Regions from separate parts of the Homo sapiens genome. Here region 1 is linked to region 2. A link is an interaction called in ENCODE POLR2A ChIA-PET data of the cell type or tissue named here. Cell type or tissue: MCF 10A. All regions are shown on one strand.

What was found. Peaks named below come from ENCODE experiments on the same cell type or tissue, not always from the same donor. Only the 100,000 strongest peaks of a DNase experiment are listed, where the experiment ranks them.
Region 1: POLR2A ChIA-PET joins it to region 2 with 7 read pairs; 1 of 35 experiments calls an interaction of 5 or more read pairs at or near these places.

What each region holds. Positions count from the first base shown.
Region 1 is chr7:138,342,590-138,345,089 of GRCh38, reverse strand. No RefSeq gene overlaps it. Among named protein-coding and RNA genes, the nearest start is that of TRIM24, 120 kb to the left of the region's middle. In MCF 10A, no CTCF peak of the experiment used is centred here; a DNase peak (open chromatin) is centred at 1,089.
Region 2 is chr7:139,725,884-139,728,383 of GRCh38, reverse strand. The region is part of intron 1 of HIPK2 (homeodomain interacting protein kinase 2); the gene reads left to right. Among named protein-coding and RNA genes, the nearest start is that of HIPK2, 51 kb to the left of the region's middle. In MCF 10A, no CTCF peak of the experiment used is centred here; a DNase peak (open chromatin) is centred at 953.

The sequences.
Region 1 (2,500 bases), 1.4 Mb after region 2:
TCCATGGTTGGGATCCATGGGCCCTTCCAGTCTCCTGTTTCATGGTCGTACACATCTTGAGGGCACCTACATGGTTTGTTCATCACCTGCAAAACACAAGCATACCCTCACCCCCACGTTAGTAAATCTACTGAAACAGAAGCAAAAACTTTTGTGGCTGTACCCAGGAGGCGTGCCATTGCTGAAGCATTTGTAACTCAGCTTCTGCCTCTTTGGTTAATTACTGCAGGGCAAAACTTACCATTGATAATGAGAAGCAGGACTCTTCTAACAGAAGGCACAGAGAAAGCAAATTGAGGCTTAAAAGCAATCCTTAAACCTTCCATTTGCACTGTATAGGTGTGTCCACTAGATGCTGTGGTTCATGATAGATCTTCAGATGTTTGGTGGGCACCCACACAGGCACCTGATTGTCACGTGGAGAGACACAAGCAAATCCTCTTCCCCATAAAATTATCATTCCTTTTTCCCAGCTCTTTGTATGTGCATCCCTCCACCATATATCTTGTCCAGCCTTTTTATTTTCCTTTTATCCTGTCAGGTGTTGTTCAGCTGCAGTCATGGGTTGATCTTCTTGAAAATTTTAAAAATCTAATGTTAATAAAGCTAAATGCAATTGCATATGTGGTGTCTTATATTCCTAGTCCCCTCCCTTTTGCTTTTGTATTTGAGTTTTTAAAGTATGATTAGCTCTTTCCACTATTGCTGGTCCTTGTAAGTTATATGGAATACCCGTAGTGTGGGTAATATTCCACTGTTGAAAAAATGTAGCCATGGCTTTACTACAGTATCCTGGGCCATTATCAGTTTTTATTTTTTCTGGGATTCCCATAGCTGAAAAGCAAGTTAAAAGATGTCTTTTAACATGAGCTGCAGCTTCCCCTGTTTGACATATGGCCCAAATAAAATGTGAACAGGTAGCTACTGAAACATGAACAAAGGACAATTTTCCAAAAGCAGGAATATGTGTTACATCCATCTGCCAGATGGAATTTGGAGATAAACCTCTAGGGTTAACTCCTGTTCCTTAATGTGGCAGATGCAGGACTTGGCAGGCAGAACAGTGTTACACAATTTCTTTAGCTTGTTTCCATGTTAGACCATATCTATTTCTAAGGCCTGCGGCATTAAGATGGGTTAAAGAATGAAATGTGGCCGGGTGTGGTGGCTCATGCCTGTAATCCCAGCACTTTGGGAGGCTGAGGTGGGTGGATCACGAGGTCAGGAGATTGAGACCATCCTGGCTAACAAGGTGAAACCCCGTCTCTACTAAAAATACAAAAAACAAATTAGTTGGGGGTGGTGGTGGGCGCCTGTAGTCCTGGCTACTCCAGAGGCTGAGGCAGGAGAATGGTGTGAACCCAGGAGGTGGAGCTTGCAGTGAGCTGAGATCACGCCACTGCACTCCAGCCTGGGTGACAGAGCGAGACTCTGTCTCAAAAAAAAAAAAAAAGAATGAAATGTTTGTGCATCAGCAAAGACCACAGACACCAATGCATCCACCGTTTGATTAAGTTTAGTTAAAGGGCCAGGGAGGTTAGTATGTGCTCTCATATGAGTGATATAGAAAGGTGAATGCCTTTGTTGTACCGCTTGCTGTAAAGCATGAAATAAAAGATTAAGTTGTTCATCAGTCACATTTCGAATTAAGGCACATTCAATATTTTGCGTGGCTTGATTTTAGACTTAGGATAATGATTATCAAGAAAGCCAACAAAACTGGCCAAATTAACTTGCCATTCTTGGGAATTAATATAGGCTTGTTGAATTTGTTTGGTAATGGAACTGTAATCTGATTTGGATCATATCCCGTTAACTTTGTTGTGCGCAGCCTCACTTATCCTACTGGCACAGCAATTTGATCTAAGTACAGAGTGCGCATTTTGGTTGTATTGTGAGGTAGAAAAAGCCACTCAACCAGATCATCCTGTTAAACTATAACTCCTATAGGCGAATGCTTAGTAGGAAAAACTAAACTGTAATGGCTGTATTGGATTAACCTGTTCTACTTGTGCTTGCTGAATTTTGTCCTCAATTAATTGACATTCCTCCAATGCTTCTTTGGGCAGGGAGCATTTACTGTTAAGGTTAGAATCATCTCATAAGTAGAAAAGAGGCGAGACATAGCATAGGTAGGAATGCCTAAAGTTGGATGAATCCAATTAATGTCTCCTAATAATCTTTGGAGATCATGTAAGGTTTCTAAATTATCTCTTCAAATTTGAACCTTTTGAGGCTTAATAGCACTTTGCTCTACCTTCATTCCTAGATATTGAAAGGGAGTAGAAGTTTAGATTTTATCAGGGGCTATAATTAACCCTGCGGCATTTACAGCCTTTTCTGTTTGTAGCACAACATCAATTCTTCCCTAGTTTCAGCTGCACACAGAATATCATCCATGTAATGGATAATATAACATTTTTTGAACTGTTCTCTAACTGGCTTAATAGCTTTCCTGACATAAGTTTGACAAATAGGCTATTTAGCCTGCCTTGTGGTA
Region 2 (2,500 bases):
CTCCAGCTTCTTGAACTGTGAGACAGCGTCTGCTGTTTAGGCTGCCCAGTCAGTGGTGCTTTGGTACCCCAACCCTGGCAGATTCATATGCTATGTTTAGAAAGTGGTGTTTTGTGTTTTTCTAAATAAGGTTCTTAACCCAGCCAGGCACAGTGGCTCACACCTGTAATCCCAGCACCTTGAGAGTGTGAGGCAGGAGGATCGCTTGAGCCCAGGAGTTCGAGACCAGCCTGGACAACATAGGGAGACCCCGTCTCTATAAAAAAATAAAAATAAATTAGGCAGGCATGATGGCGCACACCTGTAATCCCAGCTACTTGGGAGACTGAGGTGGGAGGATCTCTTGAGCCCAGAAAGTTGAGCCTACAATGAGCTATGATTGCACCACTCTACTCCAGCCTGGGTGACAGTGAGACCCTGTCTCAAAAAAAAAAAAAAAAAAAAAAAATTAGCCAATGCCACTCTTGTTTCAAAAAGGATTCTTTGAATTGTTTTATTTTCTTTTCATTGATCCCATCAGTTTCCTGGAGAAAGAAGCTGAAAAAGCGTTTGTGTCTTATCAGTGTTTGCTTCAGCACTGGATTGGATTGGGAATTTTCAGATTGCTTATGAGCTCTTGACACCATGTCCTGTAGATAAACAATTATGGGTTGTCTGTACTCACCCACTGCAGGGCAAGGCTGGCTCACCCACAGTGGTTGATGGCTTCATTCAAAGCAGTATAGCAGAGTTACCAAAAGGAGTTATTTGGGGCCAAGTTAGCAGCTTGCAGAAAGAGAATTAAGTCTGAACATGTAACTCTGACAAATAATGAGTCAATAAGTAGATAGATGTGTGGAGAATTTGCAAATGTTAGGAAAAGGATGTTTTCTCAATCAAAGAAACACAGCCTATGGTAGCATTTGCAGATTCAAGGCAGATGACATAAAAGATTTTGAACGTTCTTAAGAGAACCACATTTCTTGGAAGAGCAGGAGGCGTGACATGGTGCATTTGGTTCTCTTCCCAGGAGAGCACCCTTCTTTCCCTGCTCCTGACCCTGTGGGAAAAGAGGGCTATTGGCTCATTCCCAGCCAGGCTCTGCCACTCTTTCTCTGTTTTCATTCTCCTGGATCAATCCCTTAATTGTGTTTATCATCATTTCATCCTTGATGTTTCCCTGTGACTCATATTGTCCTCCTCATACTATTTGACAATGTCTCTGCCCCCGAGGATTACTTGATTTGCCATCTGCTCTACTTTCTACAGCATTTCTCCTGGGAAACAGCTTTACCCACGGGGACTCCATTTCCACCGAGGTGTTGATGACAGCCTTCAGGTCCACATCTCCACCCATGACCTTGCGCCCATTCCCTAACCTGGCTTTTTTCTTGTTGCATATAGAACATTTCCTCTTTGTTGTTACTAATGCCTAAAACAAAATCTGCCCCAAACCAAGCCCTTCTAGCTGGCCTGTGCTCTTACCGTCAGCAGCACCATTCTCTTAGTCCCTTTGGGGCATGAACCTTTGATTTAGATCTTTTTCCCATTTGCTATTTCTCATTCTGGCCTTCTGGTCTTTTGGCTGTGTCCCTCTGTCTTTGGCCTTACCCATGAACTAGTTCAGGGTCACCTTGCTCTCTTCCCCTTCCAGTTAATCCCATGCAGGCCCAGCCCATCCTATTGATTTCCATTCCCTTTTCAAAGTGGGTGATCGTCATTCACAATTCAACCTAGCAAGTAGGAACTGGGTGCTGGTTAGGAAAGACCATTAGCTCCTGACACTTCAGTAAATTAAGCAATTTCTTGCCTCAGAGTTTCAGTATGAATAGCTGAACACTGGACATTTCAACGTAGATATCCCGTTAGTGCTCATAATTCAACATGTTGAAAACAGATTCTATTCTCCCCTCCCCCAACACTTCAACTCCACTTCCCATCTTCCTTCTCACTCGTGGAGCCCCACTCCTTCTGGCACCCCAAATGTGTTCTAGTCCCCTCTTTCCTTTGCTCTCACATCTCATCTGTCAGCATGTCTCACCTTTTCTCCTCTGCAGAGTTTTATATTTCTGCTGCTTCCTGTTTTCTCAGGCAGTTCCTTAGTCCGGGTCCCCCTTACCCCTCTGGACCAGCTTTCCCATTGGCTGAGCACTTGCCCAAGCTCCCTTAGCCCGGCTCTTCTTACTCAAGGCCACTTCTCTGCACTGACCCCCTATGCATCAGATAAGCAGTGGTTACCTCTTTAAATAGGTAAATGTATTTTATTTTAATCATTTCTTATGGTTATATTTCTCAGATGTCATAACCAGAAGACACAGAAATGAGAGATGACTCAGGGTCATTGTTGTTGACATCCACTATTTTATCAGGTGACGTATAGTCAGGTGCGTCCTGTAGTTTCAGTCTGTCTTCCTTCACTTATCAGCCCTCATTTTTCCTTTGGCTGGTGTGGGACTCATCTCGTTGTTTGGTGATTGTAGTCTGAGAACCTAAAGAATGAAGAAGTTTGGCTGGTGGCATG